Linked DNA regions of Homo sapiens: region 2 is linked to region 1. Evidence: chromatin loops called from intact Hi-C (ENCODE). Cell type or tissue: mammary epithelial cell. All regions are shown on one strand. Links, peaks and the distances in the headings refer to the core of each region. The heading gives the core; the rest is flanking DNA.

Region 1 (10,462 bases), core at 3,357-5,856:
AAATCTCAAATACATTAGTAGATCTTCTCAGGTCAACCATATTCTTACTAATTTTCTGCCTACTTTATCTATTAAATACTGAATGTGGGGCATTGAAGTCTCCAATTCTAATAGTGAATTTATTTCTTCCTTCAGTTGACCAGATTTCACCTCACACATTTTGATGCCATGTTGTCAGGTACATACACATTTATGATTGTTATGTCTTCTTTGAGAATTGATCCTTTTATCATTATGTAGTGCCTTGGTTATTCCAGTAAATTTTTCTGGTTCCTGCTTTGTCTGAAATTGATATAACCATTTCAGCTTTCTTTTGATTAGTGCTAGCCTGATATAGCTATTTCCATTTATTTACTTTTAGCTTATCTCAATCTTTATATTTAAAGTTTGTTTCTTGTAGACATCATATAGTTTGTTTTCTTTTGTTAAGTCTATTTTGTCAGTCTCTTTCTCTTGGTGCACTGAGATATTAACCATTTAAATTGATTATTGATATATTAATACTTAAGTTAACCTACCACATGTGTAATGTTTTTTTATTTATTGCACTTATTCTGTTTTTCTCTTTCCTGTTTTTATATCTTCTCTGGTTTTAATTTGGCATGTTTTGTTATTTCATTTATGTCTGCTTTTAACATATTATATTTTTAAAATTTTTTCTAGTATCTTGAGAGTTTCCAATATACATTATAAACCAAGCTTGCCCAAGCCATGGCCTGTTGGCTGCATACAACCCAGGACAGCTTTGAATGAGGCCCAACCCAAATGTGTAAACTTTCTTAAAACATCATGAGATATTTTTGTAATTTTTTTTAGCTCTTCAGCTATCATTGGTGTTATTGTATTTTTTGTGTGGCCAAGACAATTATTCTTCTTCGAATGTGGCCCAGGGAAGTCAAAAGGTTGGACATCCCTGTTTTAAACTAATCTATGACCACCTTCAAATAACAACGTTATTTTACCTGTAACGTTGCTACCAACAGAATATTTTCAATTCTTCCCTTTTTTATGACATTCTAATTATTCATCTTATTTATATTCTAGAATTATACAATATATTATTACTGTTATTGCATTTTAATAGTTATTTTTGGATCAATTAAGTATAAAACAAAATACTTTATTTTACCTTCACTTATTTCTTCTCTGAATTTCTTCCTTTATTTATGTAGATCTGAGATTTTAGCCAAAGCACTTTTTCTCTGAGAACATCTTCATTTTTCCTTCTGGTATAATTTGCTTGAATATGGAACTCTAGTTTGATGTTTTTGTTTTCTCTTGCAATAATTTAAATGTTTTGTTAATATTTTATCCTCTTTCTGCTTGCATAATTCATGATGAGAAGTCTGATGTAATGTTTATTCTTTCCCTGTAAAGGTGATACATACCTCTCTCTGTCCCCACTGGCTATTTTCAGTATTTCCTTCTACCTTTGGTTTCCTGAAGTTTAATATATGTGTAGGTTCAGTTTTTAATTTTGTTTTTTGGGTTTTTGAGGGGAGGAAATACTTACCATTCTTGGTGTTTTTCTTAGCTTCCTGGATCTGTGACTTGATTTTGGTTATCCATTTTGAAAAGTTTTTAGAAACCATTACTTCAAATATTTTTTCTACTCCATTCTTTCTAGCATTGCAATTATGCATGTTACAATTTGGAATTTGTCTCAGAATTCTTGGATGCTCTGTATGGTTTATTCTTTAAATTATTGTTGTTATTATTATTATTATTATTATTGAATTTCAGTTTGGAAACTTTCTATTCACCTGTCTTTGATTTTCGTAATTTTTTTTCCTTTGCTATATCTAGTCTACTAATAAATGCTCTGTATGGTTTATTCTTTAAATTATGATTATTATTAGTATTATTATTGAATTTCAGTTTGGAAACTTTCTATTCACCTGTCTTTGATTTTTGTAATTTTTTTACCTTTGTTATATCTAGTCTACTAATAAATACATCAAAAACATTTTTCATTTTCATAACAGTATTTTTTTTCAGCATTTCTTTTTGATTCTTACTTTGGGTTTCCATTGCTTTGCTTAAATTACTCTTCTGTTCTTGCAGGTTGTCTCCTTTTTCAATTAGAGCCTTTTATATATTTTTCATAGCTATGTTACAGCCCAACAAGTTCTACATGCCTGCTGCACAGATAAAGCCAATACACTGAGACAGTAGTGTTGCAGTAAAGAAAGAGTATACTGCAAGGGAGTCAAGCAGAATGACGGGAGATATTTCTCAAATTCACCTCACCAGGAACTCAGAGGTTGGGTTTTTTAAGGATAATTTGTCTGGAAGGAAGCTAGGGAATGAGTGCTGCTGTTTCACTGGGGGGTGAAATAATAGAAGTGTCAAAAACATTCTGCTGAGTCATTTTCTGGATGGGAGTCACAGGGCCAGTTGAGTAAGTTCCTTGGTATGAGTCATAAGTCTGGAGTCAGTCAGTCGTCAGAATGCAAAAGTCTGAAAAATATCCCAAAGATCAATCTTAGGTTTTACAATATTGATGTTATTTATGGGAGCAATTCGGGGAGTTACAAATCTTGTATACTCCAGCTACCTGACTCCTGAGGAGTAAGAGATTATAGAAAAGCAAGATAGAAAACAATGGCAGGTTATAACTTAACTATGCCTATATTTTAGCAGAATTCATGCCTCTCCCTTAATCTTATCCTGATGATATTTTATTGGTCTACAAAAGCAGTTTCAACCTCTGGAGGGAGTAAGTTTTGGTAAGGGATTATAATTATCTTTGCTTTGAAGCTAAACTGTAAACTATATTACTCCAATAGTTCACTTGGCCTATGTTCAGGAATGAGCAAAGGCAGCTTGTGAGGTTAGAAGCAAGATGGAGCCAGTTATGGTAAATTTCTCACTGTTATATTTTTGGCGAAGGCAGTTTCAGTTATTTTAAATTTTTCATCTGATAATTTCAACATTGATATCACACCTCTGTCTGGTTCTGATGCTTCCTTTGTCTCTTCAGGCTATGTATTTCTTGCCTTTTAGCATGCCTTCTAATTTTTTGTTGAAAGCCAATGTATTAATCCATTTTCACGCTGTTATAAAGATACTACCTGACTAGGTAATTCATAAAGGACAGAGGTTTAATTGACTCACCATTCTGCATGGCTTAGAAGGCCTCAGGAAACTTACAGTCATGGTGGAAGGTGAAGGGGAAGCAAGGTACGTCTTGCAAGGCAGCAGGAGAGAGAGAGAGCTCCCACTTTCTTTTTAAACGACTTTTAAAGCAGCAGATCTGGTGAGAACTTCCTCACCATTATGAGAACAGCATGGAGGAAACTGCCCCCATGATCCAATCACCTCCCACCAAGTTCCTCCCTCGACACATGGGCATTAAAACTCCCGATGAGATTTGGGTGGGGGCACAGAGCCAAACCATGTCAGTCAGTCATGGTTTTTTTTGTATTTTTGTTTTTTTTTTTGTTAGCTAAGAAGACTTCAATGAGAGGTTTTTATGTTACTCTTGCTATTGCTAGGACTTGGAGTATAATTATTGTTTAAAGTAGCTTAGGTGCAAGAGGCTTCAAATTCCTTTAGTGTCTTTGTTTGTGTCTATCTTCTAGACTCTGGGCTATTTTAAGTTCTCCTCCTCAGAAAAATTCTTTGTCTTGCTGCTCTTTTACCTATAGTCTATTGTTTTTATGCTGGAGCCACGCTGGTGTTGTGACAGGGTGTAAGGGAAGGGAGGCCTTCTTTACAGTTACAATTAAATCTCAAACATTTACTGGGTCTGTTTCCCTAGGCCATGATCTTCACAATTATTTCTCTACTAAGATAGCATTTCTCCTTTTTCTTTCTCCCACTGAATAAGACAAGAAGACTAAAGCCTAGATGGTACTAAATTGGGAATAATGTCCTTCCCCATGTGAGATAAGGCTCCAGTAAATTCTTTTCCCTTATAGTCTTTTGTTATGAAAAATTTTCTCAGTATATTTTACAAGAGTTACTATACCCCTCCCTCTGCCAGAGTCACAGAGGGAGGGGGAAAGTTCTTAGCTCCTCACCATAAGAATCTGATGAGGTTACTGGAAATAAAATCCACAAGGTTCCTAGGCACCTCCTCAGACTGTCGCCCATAGGAGTGTTTAATCTCAAACTGGTCCACTCTCAGCCTCCAGCAATTCACCAAAATTACCATTTAAAACTTTCTGCTAGTTTATGGCTTTAGTGGCTTCATTACAGGTAGGTGGATCTGAATGCTCTTGATTTACTAATCTGTCTAATTTTGCAGTACACTAAAGTGTTCAGGAAAAGTTAGATTCTGGGGGCTTTTTTTTTTCTTTTGGTAAAGATGGCGGTGTGGCAACTTCCAATCTGTGATGGTTATTTTTATGTGTCAACTTGACTGGGCCACTGGATACCCAGAGTGCTGGATAAACGTCATTTCTGGGTGTGCCTGTGAGGTTGTTTCTGGATGAGATTAAAATTTAAATTAGTCGACCTAGTAAAACAGATGGCCCTCCCCAACCTGGGTGAGCATTACTCAAACCACTGAGAGCTGGACTGGAACCAAAAGGCAGAGGAAGGTTGAATTCATGTTCTTCCTGGCTGTTTGAGTCAGCACATCAATCTCCTCCTGCCTTCAGTGCTCCTTGTTGTCATGCCTTCAGGCTTGAACTGGAATTTATATCATTGGCTTTATGGCCTACCAGGCCAGGCAGGTATCCAGCTTGCAGAGAGCAGATCATGGAACTTCTTAGCCTCTATAATCACAAAAGCAAATTTTTTAGGATAAATCATACACACACACACACACACACACACACACACACACACACACGTACACACACAGATGCTATTGCTTCTCCAGAGAACCCTCAGATACAAGTTCTATATATGGGTCAGAAGTTGCCTATATCTAAAGTTTTAGTATACAGAAAACATAAATTCTGAAAAAGATTCACTGAGAGTAACTGCTGTGAGATGGGTCATTCCCACTTACACCCCTTCACCCTCCACATATGTATTCTAAATTTGTATTACATACTGGCCTTTGGTTTGTTACATGGACCTCAGCCTGGAGCACAATGCCCCTCTCCCCGACCATGTTGTTCCTACATTGAAGATTTAGTTGACTTTCTATCATGCTATAAGGCCAGTTGCTTCTGGATATATGCTGAGTTTAATGGATTATTTAGTTATACAACCATTTTTTCACATGCTGTTTAATAAATCTTCTTCTCAGGTAATGTGCAGCAAATGCGGTCAATATATTAGGTATTTTTTAATACCTCAGATTGTTGTGCTGGTTGAATAACTGCAAATAGGATAGGTATATATATACATAATGTGTGTTAACTCTAGGGAGAACAAACGTCTATCCCATCCAATGTGGTAGGGATAGATATGTGATGTCACGATCTGCCATCAAAAGGACTGATTTGTCTTCTCATGGGATAGCTTCATATACAGGGCTAAGACTGTAGAGACAATCTGGCAGATTAGACATTTATCAGGGGCAAAAGCTAGAATAATGTTGATTGAAAGGAGCTTTCGGGCCCATAAATAGTCTCTATCCCTTGCACTAAGACAACTAAATTTATAAACCCATTCAGTGGACACTGGATAGACCCCTGTTATTGACACCATCTCCTGTGGTGATTGCCCATCTGGTGAGCATTAATTTGAGACATAAAAAGCTTCAGGCTTTGTGTCCTTTCTTTTTTGTTTGTTTGTTTTGTTTTGTTTTTTGAGACGGAGTCTTGCTCACCCAGGCTGGAGTGCAATGTCGCGATCTCGGCTCACTGCAACCTCCGCCTCCTGGCTTCAAGCGATTCTCCTGCCTCAGCCGCCTGAGTAGCTGGGAGTACAGGCACACGTCACCATGGCTGGCTAATTTTTGTATTTTCAGTAGAGGCAGGGTTTCACCATGTTGGTCAGGCTGGTCTCAAACTCCTGACCTCGTGATCCATCTACCTTGGCCTCTCAAAGTGCTGAGATTACAGGCGTGAGCCACCACGCCGGGCCCTTTGTGTCCTTTTAATAGGCTCACCCATGTGTCTCTTCTCCAGACTTGCTTCTTCCTGACCTTTCAGTCTTCTTTCCTCTAGGCTTCTTATCCACTAGCCAAACTATTTGCCACTGTAAGCGGATAATGGATATCCGTGCTTTAGACCGTATCTCTTTTCACACAAAGGTAAGACACACTTAGAAGATTTTGCTTCACCGTTCTACTTTATAACTACCACTTAGTAGAATTGTGATTTAACAGCAGTCTATATTAGGGTAGCAATAACATATGATGAAGCCACCCTCTGTGAATTAGGGCTGAATACTTTGCTACACCATCACCGGGTTTGAGGGAACTCCTCTCAATGTTAAGGTCTGATTTAAGAGAAAGGAATTGGTGCAACAAAAGAAGGTAATAAGGAGTTGAACCTATCTCATAATGAGAATTTGGGTCTGCTTTTCAGTCTGGTTTGCTCCTTATTGTGGGAGATTAATCCTTTCTTAAACCCTGCCATATAGAATCACTAGCTTTCACAGCATGACCTAGTTTCGCAGTCAGCTGTCTTGAATCCATATTTTTTTCCCAAAACTTCAAAGTTGTCAATGAAAGCCAGCCTATTCTACAGTTATTAATATTATCACTGTCACCATACCTTCTGAGCATTACCAATCCAATATACCTCAACACTTTATATTCCAGTTACTTTATATCCCAATATTTAATTTTCCACATATATCTCCTGGTGTATACTTTCTCACAGGTACAAATTTCTATGACTGTGATGCTGGGTATTATCACTAAGCCACTTATCTTTAGCAATGGGCTCCCACTTGCAACAGAATGATAAATAACCAAATCCCCAAATCCCATCTTGAGGCTCTGCTTTCTAAATCAAATCCTGGTACCAACTCAATTAGCCCGTTTTCTCAGAAAGCACAAAAGTTTATTTGCTACTAATATATTGTGGAATAAAATACAGGGAACTAGAAATGACAGAAAAGATGAGTGATACAGAGAATGAGGAAGAGAAAATATAAGGTATAATATGAGCTGAGCACTGCTTGACAGCAAGAATAACTAATTGCTACATTTTGTGGGACAGTCTTAGGAGAGACCTTATGGACTTTTGCATCTCAGGACAGTTAGTATGGTGGGAAGAGATGAGGAAAATGTTTATTTGCTGTTCCTGACTTCCACTGGTCAAAGTCTTGTCCTGATCTTTAGCAGTCATTCCTAAGTTAAAAAGATTATTAGGTTATTATTTTTTATAATGTACATGATATAAACACTTCCCAGCTAATAGAAAATTTGTAGAATATGGTAGAGTTGCTGACATATTTTTGTAACTCTGAAAAAACACTACAATTGAAAGAAATATCCATTTTAAAAAATGTAATAAATACGCAAAATAAATTTACAATTGATCTGTCATAATTACTACCAATGTAGGTACAACTTTGTACAAAATAAGTAAAAAGTAAAATTGGGGAAAAATCACTATCTACAAATTAACAGATAATTTTAATATCCCATATGAGTACAAATGAAGTGTATGCTTCATTAATATTATTTTGACAGTTTCTATCATTGAGCATCATAATATTCTTTTTCCAAATGAAAACTAATTAAAAACTATTTAATGAGATATATGCAACAATATAATTTAACAGGATTACAACTATTCAACATAGAAATTTAAGCAGCTACCGAAAGAGAAGCAACAACATGTATTCTAATTACAATAATGCAAATCACCACAAACGTTATTCTAAGCTTGTTTTTAGCTTAATCATATGTGTTGGCAGAATATTATCTTTATTAGCTAGTTATGTTTGTCTTTAGACTAAGCTTCAAGTTTCTTGATAAAATATTGCTTGTTAAAATAACTTTACTTACTTTTTAGTGGTTATGTCATTTTTTCCTGTATGAGAAAACAAAGTCTTAATTTTTTCCAAGGTTAACTATAGGAACAACGTTGTACAGCATATTTCTAGAAATCATCTTGCATAGTTGAAATGTTATACCTGTTGGCCAGCCACTCTCCATTACCTTTTTCTTCAGCCCCTGAAAACCATCAATCTACTCTGTTTCTGAGTTTGACTATTTTAGATACCTCAAGTAAGTGGAATTATGTAGTATTTGCTCTTGTGTTTATTTCACTTAGCATAATATCTTCCAGATTCGCTCATGTTGTTGCAAATGTCAGGATTTCCCCCTTTTTTAAGTCTGAATAATATTTCATTGTATGTACATGCCACACTTTCTTTATGCATTCATCTATTAATGGACAATTAGGTTGTTTCCAAATCTTGGCTATTGTGAATAGTCCTGCAATGAGCATAGGAGTGCAGATAACTTCAAGATCCTGATTTCAATTATTTTGGAAATATACATAAAAGTGGGCTTGTTGGGTCATATGGTAGTTCTATTTTTAAATTTTTTGAGGAAAGTTCATACCATTTTCCATAATGGCTGCACCAATTTATATTTCCATCAACAGTATACAAATGTTCTCTTTTTTTCCCACTTTCACTAACACTTGTTATATTTCCTCTCTCAACTCTCTGTCTCTCTCTCTCTCTTTCTCCTTAAAAATAGTCTTTCCAAGAGGTGGAGGTGATATTTCATTGTGATTTTGATTTGTATTTCTGTGACAATTAGCAATGTTGAACATTTTTTTTCATATACTTGCTGGGCATTTGTATGTCTTCTTTGGAAGAAGAAAATGTCTAATTAGATTCTTTGCCCATTTTTAGTTGGATTGTTTGGTTTTGTTTGTCTTTTAGTGGTATGAGTTCCTTACATATGTTGAATATTAACCTTTTATCAGATATCTGGTTTGCCAATATTTTCTCCTATTCTGTTCATTGTCTCTTCACTCTGTTGATTGTTTTCTTTGCTGTGCAGAAGCCTTTTAGTTTGCTGTAGTCCCATTTATGTAATATTGCTTTTGTTCATTGTGCTTTTGGTGTCATATCTAAGAAATTATTAGCAAGCCCAATGCCATGAGACTTTTCCCATACGTTTCTTCTAGGAGTTCTACAGTTTCAGGTCTTATGTTAAAATCTTCAACCCATTTTAAGTTGACTTTTCTCTGTGGTGTAAAATAAAGTTGCAATTTCATTCTCTTGCATGTGGAAATTTAATTTCTCAACCATACTTGTTGAAGAGACTGTCATTTTCTCATTGTGTATTCTTGGCACCCTTGTCAAATACCTTAACCATCTATGTTTGAGTTTATTTTTGGGATCCCTACTCTGTTCCATGGTTTGTAAGTCTGTTTTAATGTTAGTCTCATATTTTTTTTTTGTTTGTTTTTGTTTGTTTTTTGAGATGGAGTTTCACTCTTGTTACCCAGGCTGGAGTGCAATGGCACGATCTTGGCTCACTACAACCTCTGCCTCCTGGGTTCGAGTGATTTTTCTGCCTCAGCCTCTTGAGTAGCTGGGAGTACAGGCATGTGCCACCATGCCTGGGTTTTGTATTTTTAGTAGAGACAGGATTTCTCCATGTTGGTCAGACTGGTCTCGAACTCCCGACCTAAGGTTATCCTCCCACCTCAGCCTCCCAAAGTGCTAGGATTATAGGCATGAGCCACTGCACCCAGCCATACTGTTTTAATTACTATAGCTTTGCAATATCTTTGAAAACAATAACTATGATGTCTCCAGCTTTGTTCTTTTTCAAAATTTCATTGGCTATTTAGAGGCTTTTGTGGTTCCATATACATTTTAACATTTTTTTCTATTTCTTAAAAAAAAAAACAACCTACCATTGAGTTGTTGATATGCCTCACTTATGGTTTGTAGATATCTTTAAGTAGGATGGACATTTTAACACCAGCATGTATTCCAATCTATGAGCATAAAATATTTTCACTTATTTGTGTCTTAATTTCTTTATTTGACAATTTGTAGTTTTTAATAAATGAGTCTTTTACTTCCTTTGTTGAGTTTATTCCCAGTATTTTATTATTTTTGATGCTATTACAGATGGTATTGTTTTTTAAATTACTCTTTGGATAGTTTCGTTAGAGTGTAGAAATGCAACTCCTTTTTATGGTTAATATTTTATCATGTAATTTCACTGTATTCATTTTTAGATTTATTTTACACATAGTCTTTGGGATTTTCTACATATAAGATTGTGTCATCTGTAAACAAAGGTAATTTTACTTCTTCCATTCTAATTTGCATGCCTTTTTAAAATGCCTAATTCCTCTGGCTAGGACTTCAATACTATATTAAATAAAAGTGGCAAGAATGGGCTTCTTTGTTCTAATTCTTAGAGCAAAAGCTCTTTCTCTCTGTTTTTTAAACTATAGAGCATGATATTAGCTATGTCTTTTCATAGATGGCCATTATGGTGTTGAGGTATATTCTTTATGTATCTAGTTTGCTGAAAGGTTTTTCTGTTTTGCTGTGTTTTTTTTCTTCCATATTAAATTATAAAAGGGTGTTGAATTATATCAAATGCTTTTCCTGCATTTAT
Region 2 (10,462 bases), core at 4,397-6,896, 81 kb after region 1:
AACATGTTGAATAATGAAATTGGCACTGTTAGTATAGCCTTCTGAAATACTCGAAGTGGCATTCTTCTGAAAAAGGAATATGAAATAAGTAAACGGGCTTTTTTCTTTAAAAAATAAGGTTTCTAGCGATATTTCTAATCTGTTATATTTATAAACACAATGTCTTAAGTCAAGTACATGTTTGCAACTCATCTTTTAAATATTGTCTTGCAATAGACATGTATTTCAAGTAAGTAAATTATAGCGTAAATTTAGACATCCAATTGGAAAATACTTTCATTGCATTTCTGAAATGTGAAAAAAATGCTATCTTTTCATGGGCCAGAAGCTCTGTCCATGTGTATGTATGCACACATGTATGTGTGCACGTGTGTGTGACATTTCACCATGCATGTTCATGCCCACTCACATACACCTTACAGACACCTATAGAACAGTCCACCCAGCAACAATAGAGCACACAGTCTTCTCAGTTGCACATGGAACATTGCCTAGGACACTGTGTTCTTTTTTATTTCAGAGGAAAATCCAGGTGTAGCTTGTGATGGGTGTAATCTGCACTTCAACCACAGTAAAACGTTAGAAATTGCTAGGCACTTGTTTCTATTGGTCTCATCTTCCTTTAACGTCTAGTCTAGTTGTGGCCAGTGTTGATCTTAGTAAGAATAGGTCAGGAACAACTGGAACCCATGTTGCTTCGCTACAAGGGATGGTAATCTTTGTGTAGAATCTGGCTGAGTAGGTGCTCTTTGCCCTCCTAAATAACGAGGTTTACTGAGTGTAACAATAATTTACAGAACTCTTCCTTCAAAGCAAAGAGTTTGTAACTTGATGTCAAATAATGCCACAGCAAATAGTATACAGCTTTAATGGTTACAGCAGCACAAGTTTGGGCTTTCTCCCAGGGTACTAAAAGCAATGTGCAAAAACCTATTTATATATATTCTTTTATTTTTTGAGACAGAGTCTAGCTCTGTCGCCCAGGCTGAAGTGCAGTGGTGTGATCTTGGCTCACTGCAACCTCCACCTCCTGGGTTCAAGCGATTCTCCTGCCTCTGTCTCCCAAGTAGCTGAGATTACAGGCATGTGCCACCATGCCCAGCTAATTTTGTATTTTTAGTAGAGACAGGGTTTCACCATGTTGGTCAGGCTGATCTCAAACTCCTGGCCTCAGGTGATCCACCCACCTTGGCCTCCCAAAATGCTGGGATTACAGGTGTGAGCCACCACGCCCTGCCTTATATATGTTCAAATATATATACACTATAGCAATAGTGGGAAACAAGAACAAATGTAACGTGAAAGAGAAAGTGAAAGTCCTCAAACAAGAGGACTGCCAAATACAAGTATTTGTAACCTGAGCAGTCACAAAGCGTAGTAACGGGCTTTGAACAACTTACGGCGTGATACCATGACCTTTTGCAGCATACCTAGGAAGGAGAGGAGCAGAGAGAGAGGAGAGGAGAGGAGAGGAGAGGGATATGGAAATGCTGAGGATACAAGAGCAGAGCAAAGATGACTTAGCCATTCACCCCTGGCTGAAGTGCCAAGGTCAGGATTAGTTATAAAACAACAATAATACCCACAAATTGTATGTGGCTTAGGTTTTGCATAAATACACAAAGGAAAACCAAAAGCCTAATGATTTATTTACCAAATGAGCCAATTATTCTCTTCTATTAAAGAGCCCAGTTGCAGAATTATAATCACATGTGATCTGAAATAGCAATAGTCTACTAGACTATTAATTGTCCGGTTTTAGGACTAGATTCCAAATAGAGATGAATTGTGCTTGCTTTTCAAACCAAGGTGAGGTAGACGGCCGTATGAGCAACCCCCAAAAGTGGTTAAGTTTAATGTCACTCTCCAAATCCCCAAATTAATTAGAATTTCTGCAGTTCATATACTTTTCTCCAATATGCATATTAAAGATATATGTTCATCTACGTTTGGATTATGAACAAAAGCATCTTTATAATTGAATATAATAAACTCAGTTTATGAAACATAAATTTTATATATATATGCAACTAAAAAGTATCCTGCTTTTAAATCCCCAAACCTATAACACGTTGGAAATTTATTCAAATTTTAAAAGCAATTCAAGTTCTGAGAGAATATTCTTTATGCTTTTTCTTGTTTCTAACTAGAATATTGGATTTTTCCATATATTTAATCCTATCATAATATTTTCATTAATATAAGAAAAGGGACAAATTATCTCTGGTAATTACTTTTAAAAATAGAAAGTATCAAACTACAAATTAATTAAGCAAATTTTTTAATGTTCTTAAATATGGAAAAAAAATTATGTCAAAGAATCCCTATAAAAGCATAGGCTGCAAAAGGTATATTAGCTTGTTATTTTTCTAAAATTATCATTGTAGTAATAATTTCAGAGGTCCATTTACTATTAAATATTACTTAGTGTCTTGGAAAGTTAATCTTCTGAGTAACTTAATGTTCTAGTTAATTTAAAGTTAATACATTAAAAAATGTAATTTGGGGTAATGTAGGATGGCCATTAACAAAATTGACATAATGTGTAGGTGACAATCACAGTGATCTATTTTCTGTCCCTTTTATAACTCTCAGTTTCAAACAAGACAGATATACTTAGAGCTTTAACTCTGCCAAGGCCTTGCTGAATAAAAGCTGACACTGTGGTACCTGGAACTCCCTCTTTCTCTACATCAGTGGGGAGCAGGTCGGAGTCACCCAAGGATACCTGGGGTGCGTGGGGCTACAAGACATGTTATTACCGTGCTCAGAGCTCCTGAGCTCCCTCACAGGATGGGGCCCCTGGTTCCTGGCTTTCATCTCAGGGCCTGACTTGGACATTAATTCTGTCTTGAACTGAAATCTAGCTGCCTGAATTTCAGAACTCCTTGCCTAGTCCTTGCCAATAACTTCACGCTAAAGCCTGGTCCTGGTTTTTGGAATTTTAAAATTTAGTTTGTATGGACCTCCTGATCTGTGATTCCAGAATGTGTCTAATTCCCCACTCATGGCTGCCCCCATGTTCTCCCCCGACCCTCTTGGAGGCTGATCCTTACCCAGTCCAGATAAATCTGGGGTTAGCTCAGGCCTCTGAATAGGGAAACATCTCATTTTGGTAAGATCTTCCAGCTCCTGTGCCATGTTGTGCTGACATCTTCATATCTCTCACAAGTGATAACTGAATTTGCTGCACACCTGGGTGCATGTGATTTATCACACTTAACAAACACAATATGTGGAATTTTTGAAGACTGATATTTTTCAAAGATCAGCCCCAATCTCACCCATATCCCAATAGACTTGCTACTGAAGTTTTTGGTCACGAGGATCACTCCTTGGATTAATACAATATTCTTAGATCTATTCCAAAAGTATTAACAGAAAGAAATAACAGTTGTTAACATCCATTATCACATGCAGCAGAGTCCTAAAGAAATAAGGTACAAGATAGGAACAATTTTATTTATTCATTCCAAATATATATCTTGAACATCTGATATATGCAAGTCTCTGGGCTAGACACAGTAAAGAGAAAATGGATTGGTGGTGAGCTCAGAATAAGCTGAAACTTGGTATAATATACAGTTGGTAAATTGTACTAATATTAAAGTTACTATGAGATGAATTTCTACATCACACAGTTATACATTCATAACTATCTCCAAGATGAAAATATAGAACATTCACATCACACTGGAAAACTCCCTCATGAGCCTTCCCAGTCAGTATCCACCTCCTCCCCCACAGTAACCTTTATTTTTATTTCTATCATCACGTATAAATTTTGCCTATTCTTGTGTTTCTTACTAATGTGTCTTGCTTCTTTAACTGAGCATTATATATCTGTGAAATTCATTCATGTTATTATGTCTAATAGTAGGTAATTTTTTTCTTTTTCGTTACTGTGTAGTTTTCCATCATATGGATATGCCACAGATTGCCTAGTTTACTACTGATAGATTTTTGGGCTATTTGTAGTTTAGGGATATTATAAATAAAGCTGCTATGTATATTCTTATACATTTCATTCAGATGCGTACTTCTGTTTCACTATCTCAAGAGTGAAAAGAAAAATATGTAAGTCCACTGTTACAATAGCTATTAATTTATTCAGTCCTGATTTGGGAGACTAGACATCAATTATTGCAAGGCAACATGTTACAAATTAAAATTCATGGCTGTTTGTTTGTTTGTTTGTTGAGACAGAGTCTTGCTCTGTCACCCAGGCTGGAGCACAGTGGTGCAATCTCCGCTCACTGCAGCCTCCGCCTCCCGGGTTCTAGAAATTCTTCTGCCTCAGCCTCCCAGGTAGCTGGGATTACAGACACACACCACCATGCCCAGCTAGTTTTTGTATTTTCAGTAGAGACAGGGTTTCACCATGTTGGCCAGGCTGGTCTCGAAGTCCTGACCATGGGTGACCGCCCACCTCGGCCTCCCAAAGTGTTGGGATTACAGGCCTGAGCCACTGCGCCCAGCCAAGATTCATATTTAACCCACCTGGATCTCAAGGAATTCAACCTAATAGCTAAGACAGATAACTAAGACACAAACTGTTTTTCCCCTCCCTTTCTTCCTTTTTTCTCTTTCTTCTTTGCTTTTTTCTTTCTCCTTTACTCAACCATTTGAGAATAACCTACAGAGATCCTATCCCTTTGCCCTCAATAATCTTGCTTGTATCTCCTAAAAACAAAGACATTATTTTACATAATCACAGTGCAGTTACACATTTCAGAAATTTTAGCACAGATACAATACTATTATCTAACACGCAGTCCATTTTCAAATGTTGCTGATTATTCCATTATTGCTCCTTACAGAGACCGTTTCTTTTTCTTTTTTTTTTTCAGGGTACACTTTAGTGTCACATGGTTCTCCAAGTTTCCTTTGGGGTTTTTGTTTGTTTGTTGTTTTTGTTTTTTATTTGCAAAGTATAAGCTTGTTTCATTTTAGAATACCCCTCATAAGTTTGTCTGATTTTGTCTTATGATTCAATTGAAGTTATGCACTTGGGGCAAGAACTGCAATACTTCAACAATAACGCAGTGTCTTTCCCAGTGTCTCACACCAAACAGCATCTGATGTCATTAACATTGATAAAATTAGTATTTTCTGTAATGTTAATTTTGACATCTTGGTTAAGAGAATGTCTGGAACATAATATGTATAGATTTAAAAAACTCTAACAATATAATGTTTGAAGACATTAAAAAAAACAAAAATTCTGTGTTAGAAAAAATAATTCACCTCCAGATACAGTCCTTTCATTGTAAAATGTAAAAATGAAGATAAACAAATAAAAAAGAAAAATCATACTTCTCAAAACAGGTGACTATTGTTAACATTCTGATGTAAAGGTATATACCCTTCAGGTTTCTTTTTTCTCATAGTAGTATAGATATACATACTTACAGATTTGTAGTTTTTATAAAAATAGTATCACATTTTACAAAATCAATTTTCTTAATCTTTATGGTGAACATCCTTCTGAAGTAATCATTAAGCTTCTACAGTGTCACCTTGATACTTCATAATATTTCATTTGCTTTACTTTTATCTGTAGAAGACAGGATAAATGTAAAAAAGGAAGAAATTTGAGACATAATTTATGAGGCACATACATCTATATGCTTTTTTGCTGTTGTTTGTTTGGCCTTATGTGTTCATAACATCTTTTTCATCTTTCATTTGGGATTTAATTGGATCTCCACCAACCTTCAAATTTCCTTTAATGACTCAGTTATTCTGGAGATGCCAATTGGTCAGTTCAAAGAATAAGAAAGATGATAGTGAAGGAGAGAGAGGAAACATAACATTGGCTAAATAGTGTTAATTAAAAAGAAAATCTGTATTTTCTTATTCTTTCTAAGTAAGAAACGTTTGGTTGTATTTGGTATTGCCAACAGGACTTGGTGAATGTTGTGTGTCACTCTGTGTGTGTGTGTGTGTGTGTGTGTGTATACACCTTTTTCCTTTCCATTAATATGTGATCATATCTAGAGAATATCATGAACATAGTTTGCAGCTTATTCAAAAACTAAACAAAAATACCGGTTTCAGAAAAATCACACTATCAACAGTGTACGGTCTGGTTGAAAACAATAGCAACTCTTAACAGGGGCTAGAATGCCTTTGTAAAGTGTTTCAGTAACCTGATACCTGAGAGTCTAGCTAACAGGAAACAAAGATGAAGACAGTAAAACTACTCGGGGCGGTGGAGGGTGGGTGTAAGCAGAGGTAAGCAGAGGTGAGAGAAAGAGAGCAAGCCAAAGTGTTAGGAATCTCGCTTCAAAAATATGGCACTTATAAAAGAAAATTGATTCAGAAGAAAAGCATCATAGTAAATAGAAAATCCATAAGCCATATCACCAAGCGTACAATCTCTGGAGAGAATAGAAGCTTCCTACATATGGAATGGGGTTTGAGCCAATTCCATTGAATCTAAAAGTGTGGGCTACTTTAGTTAATAGTTGGTTGATGCCTGAATTATAGGGAACACAGTGTGTGACTAGAAGTCTGAATTAAAAAGAAGTAGGGTTTAAAAAAAAAAGCCAATTATTTAACCAATTAGCTACATAGTCATGTGGGAAAATGCTAACTCTGTTTCTCAATTTTTCCTTCTACAAAACAGATATGACCACCTGACTCACGTAACCTACATAATCACCTAAATATCAAATGAGAACTTTTAGAAAAGTGTAAAACGTCTTTAGGATGAAAGACATTTAAGAAGAACATACTCAGAAATCAGTGGCAATATGTCAATGCCTGTGATCTAGATTGCAAGCTCCATGTCTTTAGAGCCAACTGTATTTTGTTCTTATTCACATGAAAGTACACTCAAAATTGGCATGCAAGTAAATAATTCATCTTCTTACCCTTCAGTCTGTATGATGATGACAACATTCTTCACCTAATTGTTCAATGCAGAAACCTAGGCATCCACCTTGACTCACCTCCTTACCTCCATATCTAAGCAGTTGCCAGAGACCATCAAGTCCACCTGTCTAATTAGTGTACTTCTCCCTATCCCGGTTGCCACAGATTTTATTAAACACTGTGACACCCTCTTTCATAATGCTGCAGCTGATCATAATGTTGATGATTAAGGTGATAAGCAAAAGCTTTTATGCCAAGCACAGTATCAAGCACTTTTCACATATTAATTCATTCAATCTCACAGTAACTCTACTACATGGATATATGATTTTCTCCATTTTCCAAATGAGGAAACTGAAGCACAGAGATAATCATTAAATAACGTCTTTAAATGAAAGCACTTGGTAAATTGCGAAGCCTGGCTTAAGTTTGAACAGCCTGACAGTATATCTCACGTTCTTAGACACCACATTATAATTAGGATGGCTTCCTTTGCTCTTGTTATCCCTTCAAACTATTTTTCATAACAAGCCTAGAATATTATAAGAAATATATAACCATTATTTCTTGACCTCAGGGTAAAAATGCAAATTTCTTTTTAGGACACAAAACACATGGTTCTAGCTCAGACCTCTGGCCTAATCCCCTGACTACAAGGCATCAGGCTCTACTCATATTGGGCTGTTTTCATTTCTCTGAACACTATTTTGTGTTATCCTGCATCTGGCAGGCCACTGAATATTCTTTTTTGTCCACAGAGGACACATTCTTTGCCAATTTTGCATGACTAATTTCTACTCATCCTTCAAGTAACTGTTATGCAGTTCTTCCTCTGGTAAGTCTATCCTGACCGTCTCCCAAGATGGCTTTAAGATTGCTTGCAATGATACAGACAGGAGAGAGAGAAATACTGGGTAGAAGAGGGCAGTTCACCAGCAAAGACCCCACCCTCAAGCCTGGAAACCCGCGGCCCTAAATAAGAATAGGCGTTTCTGTTCTCACACACGAAAAGTTGCCTTTTGGCCTGCCACGACCCCCCATTTTATACCCATATAAATTCTGAACCCCAGGCTCCAGAAGGAGTTGAGCAGACAAGCAGACGACGAGACAAGGAGACAAGCAGATGAATGGTATAACCACACGGCAAAGAGAGAAGAGGAGGAACGTCTGAACGCTGAGAGGTGTTTGACTGGGGGTGGTCAGAGAGGAGTTCGGCCGCTGGACTCCAGGGGAATATCATCTTCCCACTCCATCCCCGCTTCTGGGTCCCCATCGATCCTACTGAGAGCCACCTCCACCACTCAATAAAATCCCCACATTCATACTTCAAGTCTGTGTGTGACCCAATTCTTCTGGGACGCTGGACAAAAGCTTGGGATACAGAAAGCTGTCACACTGGCCCTCTGCCGTTGCAGAAAGGCAGAGTCCACTGAGCTGGTTAACACTCAAGCTGTCTGTGGACAGCAAGGCAAAAAGAGCACACTGTAACACATGCCCAGTTGGGCTCCTGCGCCTCTCTGTCTGCGTGCTCCCCCTCCCATAAGGGGTTTGGGCAGCCATGGCAACAGAACAGACGAGCCACATCCCTTTAGCACATCCTGCAAGAGGGATCAGGGAACTGCCCCGTTTCAGCAACAGATTCCTATTGCATCTTGTATTCTCTCTCAATTCATTCCATGTTATAATTGCCTGCCTACTTTACTGTATCTTCCAATTGACTGTAAACTCCTTGAATAACATGTGTGTAATTTAATTGTTTACCCTAATAAATTCTGGCATTCAGAATGCTCTCAATTAAGGGTTCTCAACATGAGGTCATTGTACAAACTTCAGCAGTCCAATTAATCCCCATGAAATCTTATGCCGAATGCTGTATTCTTATGGAAGTGTACTTTTTTGGGAGTGTGGGAAATAATCAGTCTATGATTTACCACTGGGCTAGGGTATGTTTGTAGGTAAAATAAATTAGAAATCTTCCAATAGCCTTTCTACAGCACCTATGTCCTAAAAAAAAGCCCATAATTTCTCAATATTCTCTAGGGTCTGCTCTTCCTGTAACATTGATACCTCCCTATCTCTTGTGTGGCAAGCTGGACATGCCTTCTGGTTCCATGATTCCATTCACGTTAGGAATTGACGGGCTGTGATCAGAAAATCCAAATCATCAAAGTTCTTTTACAAATTAAATGTCATCATTGAGCCTGGGCAGGAAATATAATTATCTTAGTCAATCGAGTATTCTAATTAACGGAGAGCAATAACAGGTGAGATGTGACTATATGGTGATGAGGTGGACTTATGTAAGTGGTTTGTGGAATTAATCTTATCACTTTAGAATTGCAGTTACATGTAGATTTTCAGGTTCCGAGGAAGCAGAATAGAGAAAAGGCATGCTTCTGATTGGAATTTAATCTCTGATGATTTGGCAAGATCTTACAGTGCTTTTGGGTTAGTGCTAGAAGCATTCATCATCATTGCCATAGCTGTACAAGTAATAGAGATTTCTGGTTGAAGCCTCAGTTTTCACTCCTCTCATTTAGACCTCAGGAAGAAAAGAGAAAGGTGTTAAAAAATATAGTGGGTGACTTCAAGGAGAATAAAAGAAATCTGTATTCATTGGCTGTGGTGGCTGAATTGTTTTCTGTTCTCTAACATGTATTAACCTTCTGCCCCCTTCTGTGGCCTCGTAACAGATTCATTATTACTTTTTTAATGATAAAAGTGTTTGGACAAAGTGTTTCATTAAAAGGACAAGCCTGAACAGGTCCTAAGCACAAAGCTCTATAAAGTAGAAAGTTAATATTCACAGAACTCTTACGTCCTTTGTATCCAACAGAAAGACAATAACACGTTAGTCATTTTTCAACCTCATTGGGGTATGGGGTGTACAGGAAATAGGAAGAAAATAAGAGAAGTGAGGACTGCCCTTTCAAGGCAATCTGTGGGGATCTTGGACCAAGTATTACATTCAGTCTAGCATTAATCAGTCTTCTCAAACACCTTACAATTAATTCTGCATAATAATAAAGGTGTCCAAAAAATCAAGGACTGGAAACACATTTGAATCAGAAACCGGAGCTCACAAAGAACTCAAGCTGTCTTCAGTAACTTAAGACCTACCTTCCCAACTGCCTCTTGGTCATCCAAAAGGCTGTTACATTTATCATGACACAAAGGAAATTTATCATCTTCTCTCCAGATGCAATCCTCCTCATTTCTACCTCATTTCACCCAAGGGGAACAAATTAATCATCTCGTCCTCTGAACTGCTTCTATACTTTGTTTATTGCACTTATAATTTTTTGAATGCTTATCTTGTTACATGTAAGTAAGGCATAGTACAGATTACACTCTAGCCTCTCCCATGACAGTGAGTAGACTGAGCCCTCTGAGAGAAGGATCTTTCATTTTACATCGACTATATCTTGCACAGCACTGACCTTTAGATAATATTTAAAAATATTCTGTTATCAATGGCATTTGCTAAGATATAGCAAAAATTATGTGTCAGACACCATTCCAAGCAAGTTATATGTACTACCTTATGTTTGCATATATAACAGCCCTATGGAACATATATAAC

Evidence for each region. Peaks named below come from ENCODE experiments on the same cell type or tissue, not always from the same donor. Only the 100,000 strongest peaks of a DNase experiment are listed, where the experiment ranks them.
Region 2: it touches region 1 in a loop (4-fold over the local background); 2 of 110 quality-filtered maps call a loop at or near these places.

The regions. Positions count from the first base shown.
Region 1 is chr2:107,631,576-107,642,037 of GRCh38, forward strand. LOC105373539 (a long non-coding RNA gene) reads right to left here. Exons shown (of 5, transcript XR_001739634.2): 4 at 7,868-7,892; 5 at 6,893-7,204. Among named protein-coding and RNA genes, the nearest start is that of LINC01885, 94 kb to the left of the region's middle. RefSeq lists an enhancer at 2,024-3,223. In mammary epithelial cell, for the core only: no CTCF peak of the experiment used is centred there; a DNase peak (open chromatin) is centred at 4,526.
Region 2 is chr2:107,711,691-107,722,152 of GRCh38, forward strand. No RefSeq gene overlaps it. Among named protein-coding and RNA genes, the nearest start is that of GACAT1, 37 kb to the right of the region's middle. In mammary epithelial cell, for the core only: no CTCF peak of the experiment used is centred there; no DNase peak of the experiment used is centred there.